2 separate regions of the Homo sapiens genome follow, and region 1 is linked to region 2. Evidence: chromatin contacts called from ENCODE Hi-C or POLR2A ChIA-PET data. All regions are on one chromosome and are shown on one strand. Each heading gives the region's core, a stretch centred on a gene start or an enhancer-like site at or near the end of the contact. The rest is flanking DNA. Distances are from core to core; before and after follow the strand shown.

The links. A loop is a pair of places that touch in the nucleus more often than their neighbours do. ChIA-PET counts read pairs that join two places held with the same protein, here RNA polymerase II (POLR2A). Pooled maps may share reads with other maps.
Region 1: a map of GM12878 shows a loop between it and region 2 (2.4-fold over the local background). The contact joins two enhancer-like sites. A Hi-C loop is called at or near these places in 1 of 168 maps with a recorded cell type or tissue (GM12878), 21 of 37 single-sample maps with no recorded cell type and 10 of 50 pooled maps. POLR2A ChIA-PET finds 5 or more read pairs at or near these places in 1 of 52 experiments (B cell).

The regions. Positions count from the first base shown.
Region 1 is chr7:35,726,156-35,731,331 of GRCh38, forward strand. No RefSeq gene overlaps it. Among named protein-coding and RNA genes, the nearest start is that of LINC03013, 12 kb to the left of the region's middle. RefSeq lists enhancers at 2,528-2,677, 3,128-3,227, 4,138-4,387. Within about 2 kb of position 3,201, at least 9 of the 41 ENCODE cell types and tissues checked have a DNase peak (open chromatin) inside an H3K27ac peak, as active enhancers do; they include B cell, where a contact is called at or near this core.
Region 2 is chr7:35,905,128-35,910,500 of GRCh38, forward strand. It overlaps SEPTIN7 (septin 7), which reads left to right. Exons shown (of 14, transcript NM_001788.6): 14 at 1-1,983. Among named protein-coding and RNA genes, the nearest start is that of SEPTIN7, 110 kb to the left of the region's middle. Within about 2 kb of position 1,469, at least 3 of the 41 ENCODE cell types and tissues checked have a DNase peak (open chromatin) inside an H3K27ac peak, as active enhancers do; they include B cell, where a contact is called at or near this core.

The sequences.
Region 1 (5,176 bases), core at 1,951-4,450, 180 kb before region 2:
AGTGTAGACACCCATCAGCACACCTACACTCTCACAGACACAAGAGTATCTGTTTGTCTCTGTTGATATGGTTGGGAAGTTTTGCTTTGTGACCTGGGGAGTAGAACCAAGTGTTGCTGAGAGAGCTAAGAACCAAGAGGAGGAGGTTGGAAGGATGGTATGGATTCTCTTCCTTCCTAGCTCTTTGGATTTGGTTTTAGACCCCAATGGTTAGATGCATAAGAGCCAGAAAGCAGGGAAACTGTCCACAAAAAACCCTTTATGGTTCTCAGTTCCAAGCATCATTGCTTCAGCTCCCAGGTGACAAAGTGTAGCTCAGTGCTGAGATGAGAGGCCATTTTCCCTGCTTGTGCATAAAACCCCCTCTGCTTTGACAACCTGAGGACTGGCTGGGCTGGCAGGCCACTACAAGATGCATGGCACTAGCTTCCTCTTCTTAGGTGAGAGTCACCTGGGGTATGGACAGTGGGTCCGGCACTGGGGGAAGCACAGCAACCGCCCTAACAGACTCCTCCCAGAATCTCACACACTTCCAATGGACCAGCTTTCCCTCACCCCCACCAGGCAGCACAGGGCAGGACTGTGTTTTGAGCTTAATCAGCACTGCTTTCATGATGGGCTGTGACAACACTGAGGATTTCCATGTGGCCCTGCAGAAAGCAGACCTGGAGGAACCAGAGCAGGAGAGAAAGGACCAGGTGGATCCATGCGGTTATGGCAGCTGGTTTATAAACACGAATGACACACCCCATTGGAGACGCCCAGAAATAGCTGGAGGACACTGAGGTCAAGCTAAGAGTATGTTGTTACCTTTGTAATTTGGACATCAAAAGGAAATGTAACCTGATTTTATATGGTCTGGAGAGACCTGGACATGCTGTAATTAAACTATAATTGCAATTAATGGGCTACTTTGTGAGTAACCTAATCTCATGAAAAAAATGGGTGGCTTACAATAAAATAAGGAGATTGGTGACTTATAATAAAATAAGGGGATGACAGCCATAGCTGAAACATCTATAAATTTGGAAAACCAAGACTCAAGCAAAAAACATTTGAATTGAATTATGCAAAAAAGAGGAAAAATACAAGCTCTGGAAGAATGAAGCCTGCGCCATGGGTACCTTTTAACCACAAGGTTCAGCATTTCTTTTCAAGGAGAACTTATGGCTGGAAATATGGATGGAAGCTGAACAAAGGACTTGTCTTGAACATTGCACACTACTATACTAAAGACTGAGAAAAATGTCAGTTGTTCCTATCAAAGGATGAGGGGGTTGATGGACATCAGCACCTTTGGCATCATTGTTGATTCCAGAGTGTCCTTAGTTTTTGAGCCACCTCCAAGCAGCCTTGTCAATCACTGCAAGATGCATGCCACTGGCTTCCCCCTCTCAGGCGAGAGCCACCTGGGGTACAGACAGTGGGTCCAGCACTGTGGGAGGCATGGCGACAGCCCTCACAGACTCCTCCCATAATTTACACACACTTCCAATAGACTGGCGACCCCCACACCCCCACCAGGTTCCAATGAGAAACACTTTCTAAAGAACTCTCTCTTGTTAGAACAGCTTCCCTGAGCACAGGAACCAGGGAAGCAATCAGCATCAGCTCAGCTTGACTGTCCCCTACTGCCTGTGCATGTCCCTCCAGTAACTAAGCTGTTTTTACTCAACTTTTGGGTGTTAGCTGGTGAGTCATGGCCTCAAGGGAGCCTACACTGACTAGACTAGGCCTGGTGTTGCCCTCTTTACTTCTTCATAATGAGTAAAGGTTGACACAAATTGTGTATTTAATTATTGCAGATAACACAGAGAGGGATCATGCCCATATTGATAGCCCTTCAAGGCCTAGCATAGTGCCTGGAACATGGTAAATAGTAACATTTATGAATGTCAGCATCTCTGCAGAGCTTTCCCTACATGGATTACAGCTTAGGCTAAAGCACTTGATATATTGCCCACTCCTGCTGTTAATATTTTTAACTAGTTATTTTTCATATTATATAAGCAACATGTGAATACAAGTTCATTGTAAAAAAAATCAAACTCATATAAAAGCTATAGTCTTTTATATGTAAATGATGCCACAATAAAGCTACTTTTTAAAAAGCCGCGATCCTCCTTCACAACTCCACACCAGCCCAGTCCCATTCCTTTCCCAGACACACACTCCACTCTTAACAGTTTCATGTGTAAACTTCTAGATCTTCTTCTGTGTGTTTTCATACATGTACATATCTTCATACATTATGTGCTTTCATACATGTATATTCAGATGAATACTCATATATTTGTGTTTTTGCACATATATACATTGTGCACATACATTCAGAGTGTTTTAGTCAGAGTGCAATCAGAAGGCAGAGCAGTGCTAGATATGACATTGCAAGCAGAGGGAATTTAACAGAGATGGTGGGGGAGTTCAGTGGCCACAGAACAGCAGGAAGCCACTATCAACCCTGGAGCTGGAGGGACAGAGGGAGGAAGCAGAGTTACCAGAGCCCAGGAGCTTGGGTCAACTGGAAGAATCTGGGACCATGGCAGCACTTCCAGCTAAATCTGGAGCAGTAGAGGAAGAGGCTATCTGACAGTAGGTGGAGACATGGACGAAACCTATCAGACACCATGTGAAGCAGGGAGAAAGGGAGACATAACCTGTCTTCTTCCCTCCTCTCATTCTCCAGTGTCTGTCACTGGCTCTCCTTAGCCAGTCTGGAAATGAGCCTGGAAAATGTAGTTCCCAAGGATACAAAGCCCAGATAGAGGATGGTCTGGAATGGATCTGAGAGCAAGCAGACAAAAGGCCAGCACATGAAGTTGAAAATAAAACACATAAATAGCATCATGGTATATGTAATGTTCTAAATTTATCACTTACCATTTTTACAGAGATAAAATCTGGTTAAAATGGCCATTGAGAGCAGGCTTGATCCACAGAATGAAAGGTACAGCAGGAGAGCACAGAGGCAGACAGCAAGGAAAGACATGCTACAGAAGGGCAGCCCAGGGGCTGGGGTGGGTGCAGGTCTTGTTCCTTGGGAACCAGGCCTGATCTGCTCTGCAGAGTGGGAGGAGGGCAGGAGTATGAGATGACCATTGCCCAGCAGTAGTATCAAAGACTCAGAGAGTTTACAGCCTGAAGGAAACTTAGGTCTCCCATTTCAACTCATGACTTCTACAGAATAAGGAACTGAAAAGCAGAAAGTGATGGGCCCGGCAACCCAAAGTATCTCAGCTAGTTTTTTTTTTTTTTGTCATTTTTGGTTTTTTGGGGCATGGTGGAGGAGGTGTTAGGGGACAGTTTAGCACCAATGCCTCCTCTTCCTGCTGTGAGTCACCGAGCAGCCTAGCAGAAAAGCTGTGAGGAGAAATGAGAAGCTCTAGAGGCAATCAAGCTCATCTGTCCTGCTGGGGGGCCAGTGTTAGACACCTGACATGTCTTAAAAGCGGAGTCACCAAAGGACATCTTTTTCTTAGAAACTCCCCTAGCCTCCAGAGTCTGGTTTTAAACTGTCTGTGGCATAATCTCAGAGCCTCCAGCAGGTCTCAGGGACTGTGCTAGATACAAAGATGAATGAGATAAGATAATGAACAAGAGACATATTTCCAGGAGCTCTGAGCCTCACAGGGAATCAGAAGTGAATAAAAGGGAGCATGATGCAATGTGATAAATATAATACCTATGGCACAGAAGAGGAGTTGATAATTGCTGGGGGAAGCAAGAGCAGGGAGCTGGGAAAAGAAAGCTTCACAAAGGTAACCGCAGGGAAAGTGTTGAAGGAGGAATAGGAGCTTTTCAGAACACTAACCCCAATGTTAATAACTGAATTAGACCAACCTTCCCCAAAGACCACTATTATTCCTCAAGGATTTACACAGAAACTGTTCTTATCCCATTTACCTCTTATTACATAATGGGAACCCCCCACCCACCCACACACACACACACATATTTGAAAGTATATGATAGATGAAATGAGTTCACTGCCCCATCAACCATGATCGGCAGGGCCAGATTAAGATCTTCAGAGACTCTGGGCACTGCAAAGTTGATGGTGCTTCCATACGTAATTTAATGTAGGAAACAATGCCATCATGCACATGCCTGTAAAGAAGTCCAGCAAAGTTCTGGTTTTTCCTACAATGACACATTTTAGATGTTTTTCAAAATATCAAATAGCCAACATCACCCATGTAATGGTACTGGGATTCTTTTGGTGCCCCTGCTCTGCCAGTGCCCATGCCTGCTTATGGGTGACCCTGCACTGATGAGGCAGCCCCTTCCCACGCCAGAAACCCCAGGTGGGGTTGGCCTCATAAGTTCATATTCCTATTCTTAACCAAATGGACTTAAAGTTGTTCTTTCACTTCCCCATATATCACATGCATTATGACTTTGTTCTTTATCCCTTTCTGTCAACAAACACTCAACCTGCAACCCACGAAGGCCGTCTGAAGGTCTAGTGGTCTGGTTAACCATAAAGAAAGACTGGTGTGAGAAATGCTATTTTCTTATACTAAGCTCAGCTGCTTGTAGCAAGAGGAAGACCATGTGACAGTGAGGTGTTTATGAGCACAGGCTTTAAAAACAGCCATGGTTTAGCCGGGCGCAGTGGTTCATGCATGTAATCCCAGCACTTTGGGAGGCTGAGGTGGGCAGATCATGAGGTCAGGAGCTCGAGTCCAGCCTGACCAACATGGTGAAATCCCATCTCTACTAAAAAAAATACAAAAATTAGCCAGGCATGGTGGCACACGCCTGTAATCCCAGTTACTCAGGAGGCTGAGGCAGGAGAATCGCTTGAAACCTGAGAGGCAGAGATTGCAGTGAGCCAAGATCGCGCCACTGCACTCTAGCCTGGGAGACAGAGCAAAACTCCATCAGAAAAAAAAAAAGAAAAAAGAAAAAACAGCCATGGCTGGGTTCAACATTTGCTCTTTCACTTAACCATACGATCTTGGGCAAGTTACTTTACACCTGTAAATCCAAATTTTATCATCTATAAAATGTGCTTAATAATAGCACCAGCCGGGCGTGGTGGCTCGCGCCTGTAATCTCAGCACTTTGGGAGGCCGAGGCAGGTAGATCACCTGAGGTCAGGAGTTCGAGATCAGCCTGGCCAACATGGTGAAAACTCATCTCTACTAAAAATACAAAAATTAGCCGGGGGTGG
Region 2 (5,373 bases), core at 219-2,718:
GCTAATGACCAACCTGTTTCTACCTATATGCAGTCTCTTTATTTTACTAGAAATGGGAATCATGGCCTCTTGAAGAGAAAAAAGTCACCATTCTGCATTTAGCTGTATTCATATATTGCATTTCTGTATTTTTTGTTTGTATTGTAAAAAATTCACATAATAAACGATGTTGTGATGTAATATTGTGTGAGGTCTTAAATATCCTACAGTCGATGTACAAGAGTAGAGTATGTTTGGGAAGAAACTTTTCAGCTTAAGTTTGCCTCCTCTACAATGACATCTTTTATATGCTTGTCTCATTTAGAATGCATATGTGCTGATTTTCTAATTTAAGAGATACCATATCTCTCTATTCATTTCTATCTCTCATTTGTATGCTTATTTTTCTGAGAACATTTTTTTTTTCCCCCAGACAGGGTCTTGCTTCATTGCCCAGGCTGGAGTGCGGTGGCACAAACACGACTTGACTGCAGCCTCAACCCTCTGGGCTCAAGCAGTCCTCCTGCCTCAGCCCCCTGAGTATCTGGGATTGCAGGCGTGCACCACCACGCCTGGCTAATTTTTGTATTTTTTGCAGCCTCCCAAAGTTCTGGGATTACAGGCATGAGCCGTCATGCCTGGCCTCTGAGAACAGTTTCTGACTCATTCAGATTAGGTATACTCTCAAGTCCCTGGAAACTGAAATTTTTTTTAACTGTAAAGAGGGTAGTGTCATTTCTTTTCTTAAGGTCAAGTGACATAGATTTTAATGTAATGCATAATTTAGGTAAGAAATTAATTAATGTAGCCTAGTTTATTATCTTGAAATGTTTTACCCTATTTACTTTTTAAAATTAATGACCTAAGCGGAGGGAATAATTATAAGTCAATAGCAGAGAGATTGTTGTTTGGGTGTTTATTTTTTTCAGTTTTTGTTTTGAGAGATTGGGTTAACACCTCTAGCCAAAATTGTTTGGTTTTAGGGAGGCTAACAATAACCTACTGAATTTGGAAAATGCAAAGGTAAAAAATGTATATAGACTGCCTGCTGAACTGGTTAAGTACTACTGCTTCTGGGAAATACTATTTCAAAATTCTATGTATTATAATAATAAATTTGTAAGACATTCATTATTCTACCATCCTAATGAAAACTTTCAGAAGTCTTTCTTTATCCATGGCATGCCCAGGGTTTTACCTGAATCTGATACAGGATCTATATAACTTTACTAGGACTTTTGATTGTTGACTCCAGGCTTAGGTATATCAGAAGGTTCTTTTTGCCATTTGGCCTGTGGATGTCTGAGAAGATCATTCACAATACATGTAAAATTCAGGTAGGCCTAAGGAAAGGCCAGCCTGTAGAAAGCAAAATGGCAGTGTCTGTTCTCCACTGTTGGAGGCATTATGTAATTTAAGTATCCTGTTAGCCACTGTCTTTCTGCTAATTAAGTGGGGCTGAACAAGTAAGCACTAATAATACCAGTGAACCACTTGGGCACCTTGTGGGTAGAGTTTTGCTGCCACCTAGTGGAATGGGATATCATTGCTTCCATATCAGGTTCACAAGCAAGTTAAGTGGGCACAGTTTATTTCTGTGTAGCTCAGGCTGTAATCTTGAAAGCTGAGGAGATACCCATGCCTCTCAGACTCATTAGCTGGGTGTCACATTACCACCTGCACATTCTGACCCACCGCATCTTAATATGTTTTGTCCTCTTGGAGAAACTAGGAGTAGAAGTCAGGATATGGTAGGTAAGGGGGAAAAAGGAAAGACGGCTTGATAGCTATGAATGCATGAGGAGCGAAATGTTGACTCAGTTATCTAGATCATGGTCTCCAAACCTGATGCTATTTCCTTACAAAAATATTTGTTGAGCATGTGTCCATAATTATATGTATTGAACAATGAAAATATGTGTCAACAAATGTACTGCTACACTAATGTGAACATTATGGAACAAAATTTGAAAGAGTGAAATAAAAGGTTTACACTTTCCCCAAGCTCCAATGAATTATTACTTTGCACGTTGGAGGCCATCGATCTAGGCAGTATGTGGATAGTTAATAGTTATTGTTGAATCACCAAGGAAGGTCCTAGTGAAGACTGCTGTGGTGTCCTACTTGATCTGAAAGGAAAATTTGCCACACCAGTAAATCGAAGTCCTTTCTAATAATAAGCTTGCAAATGTAAGCCCTTGTACTTCATCCAGAATTTTACCTGCCCCTTTTGTAATAAAAACTTCCCATAACTGTCCTGTTCCAGATGGTAACCTAAGTAGTTACATGTGTTATTTAATCCTTAATGATAACAATTGGGTAAGTTATCTCTTAAGGTAACTTATTAATACATTATCTAATAAATGAATAAGTTAAACATCTTAAACCCTGTTTCCTCATCTGCAAAAGGATGAGGAAACTGAGGGTTTAAGATGTTTAGTAGCTTATTCAATAGGTGGTAACTGGCAGAACAAGAGTTTGAACTGGTCTTAGTTACACCAGGGCCTGTGCTTAAATATTACGCCTTGCAAGTACCTGGTCTGCTACACTGCCACATTTCTGAAGCATGATCTTCTACAGAGTTGTTAGCACAGAGCAGATGCTCCCTGATTAAGAGGGGCAGCTGGCCACCAGGCAGCCTGGAGAAGCAGAAAGCACCAGACATGCTAATTGTCTCAGTTTAGACCCCAACTCTGTGAATTGGGCATGTAACTTCTATGAATGTTTTCTCAGCTATAAAACAGACCCCATGCCTTCCTTGCTGGTTTGGAGTGAGGATTACATTGTGACTGCACACGTTAAGGTGTCCAGACCTCGAGAATGTGACAATCTGCTGGGGTCATGACAGACCAAAAAGTATTTCTTCTCAGTTTTAGTGACGGTTTATTTTTAGGAAATGTGCATGGTGCCATGGTAAGTCTCTGGATCTGCTTCTTTGTGCACAGAGATAGTCTTTTGGAGTTACTTCCATGGAAATAAGGTAATTTTGGTCAAAAGAGGAAAGGTGTTAGTAATTGGAGTTATAAAATACACCATTCTTTGTAAGTAATGCCGAGATGGTTTATCAGAGTCTCTCATCTTTAATGAAAACTTTTGCTGCTTTTCAAGCAAACTTGGTTCCCATAATTTGGGATTCATCCACAGAATGTTCAAAGTTTAGTGTCAGCCATTTTCAGCAGAAAATAGAGGCTGACAATTTCCTGTGTTCTTTAGAAGACTTTGAAAGCTTCATGGGAAGAATGAAGACTATTCTTGGCCTGAACATTTGCCCCATGGGGTGCTGGACCCAGCCAAACAGCCTTGTATTGGCAAAGGAGGGTCAAGTGAAAGGAGACCTTGTTCTGCGCCAGGCTCTCAAAAAGGGTAGCCTGAAACCCTATTGGCCACACGGAACCTCTTTTAGATGCTGTTTGTGGACCTGCCGAAATCGAATGCCACTCAGGCTTTCTGAAACCCTATGGGGGTGGGAAGAGGCAGTAGCTGACACCTCTGAGAGCAGAGGTTTGTGAAGATGTGGCATAGATGAGGAGGCTAGCAGAGGGGGGGTAGTCAGACACTACCAACAAACTTCCTTTTTGTTCTCTTTGTTCTCTCTTCGAGGTGGGCCACCCCGCTTAGCTCCCTTTTGTCCAAGTGTGTTGCAAGGGAGCAGCATTTCACCGGGAGATTTGCACGTAAGTAGAGCACAGATTCCCCTGGGTGAGGGGCTGGCTCTCACCCAAGTGTGGGGATACCAAACTAACTTGTTCTGGCAAAGGCATACAACTTTTTTACCCCTCATTTAATTCTGTTGTCTTTGAATTTTTAATGATCTCTTTCATATTTAAATATATGCTGTACTCTAGCGTAGCACAGAAAAGTTCCCTGTGTCTTGGATAAGCCAGTAGTTTTAAGCAACTTGGCAAATGGTGAGTGAAGTAATGAGCACTCTGGCATGGCCCCTGGTGTTAATGTGAGCTGTTTTCCCTGCATTTCAGAAGTCGGAATATATCGGTGGGACATAATAGGAGCTGTCCAATTTTTTTTTCCTTAGGGATAACTCTCAATGTGATTATACAAATCTCTGGCTTACCCTGATAAAGTTAAAAAACAAAACTAAATGTTGTATTCAATATTTTGGGAACACAGTTCTCTCACCCAGACACAAATGAAATCTTCCTTAGACCTTTTTATTGCTGGGCAGAGGTGCCAGGAACTCAAATTGGCATTTTCTCAAATCTCCACCTCATTAGTGCCTATTTAGACCCCATCCCTAAGAGTCAGGTGCTTTGGAAGATGGAATGGAGGCCGCTGATAAAAATCCACTTTCTGTAGTCTCCATTCAGGTATGATTGGCCTGATTATAGCTCATGTCCTGAAAAGGAGATAGGTTTTTTTCTCCAACTTGTAAGAACTGATGAACTCATCCCACCAAATGCGAATGTTTTAGACAGTATTCAAACTGGGAAAAATACCTGCCTATCAAGGGAGAGAGAACTCACTTTGAAGTCTAAGGGAAGGAAACAAAATTGAAAAGTGCTGCAACAAGTGTTTGTGGAGTACTTGCTGTGTGCCAAATACAGAGCATTCACATAGATTGTGAACTAGAGCTCCTGAGAAGGTTATGACATGGGCATTTCCACCTCTTTATAAAAACAAGCAAGCTAAAATATCACGGTGTGATTCCATAACATTTGTATTTGTTATCCATTGTTCCACAATAAATGCCCCTCAATCCTGGCAACAAAATTTAAACCACAACAATCTGTAATAGTAACATTCATTATCTTAGTTTCTGCAGGTTAGGAATTAAGCGGTTTAGCTGGGTGGTCTGGCAGGGTGCCTTGCAGTAAAGATGTTGGCTGAGGCTACAGTCAACTGTGGGCTTCAATGGGGCTGGGGGATCTGCTTCCATGATGGCTCACTGACATCACTGGCAAGTTGACGTTAAGAGGCCTCAGCCCCTTGCCACATGGACCTCTCCACAGGGCTGCTTGAGTGGCCTTGTGACATGGTGGCTGGCTTTCTCCTAGAGCAAGTAATCCAAGAGAGAGCAAGGCATAAGCCACATGGCTTTTATGACCCAGCTCTGAGAGTCACACACATGATTTCCCAATATGCTATTGCTAATGCAGCTTAGTCCTGTTCAATGCATGAAGGAGCTGTACAAGAGCGGGCGTACTAAATAAAGGTGGCACAAATACAGCAAGCTTTTATAAATAGTCTTATTTGGCAAACCCATTTAGCTGACTTTCTGGGTATTCTTGATAATCATTTTCCTAAAATGAAACTATTTCAGTTTTTGAAATTAGCTAATTGGATTCTCCCTAAAATAACTAAATTTAAACCAATTGAAGGTGCTGATAATGTTTTTACAGATGGGTCTAGTAATGGTAAAGCTTCTTATTCTGGTTC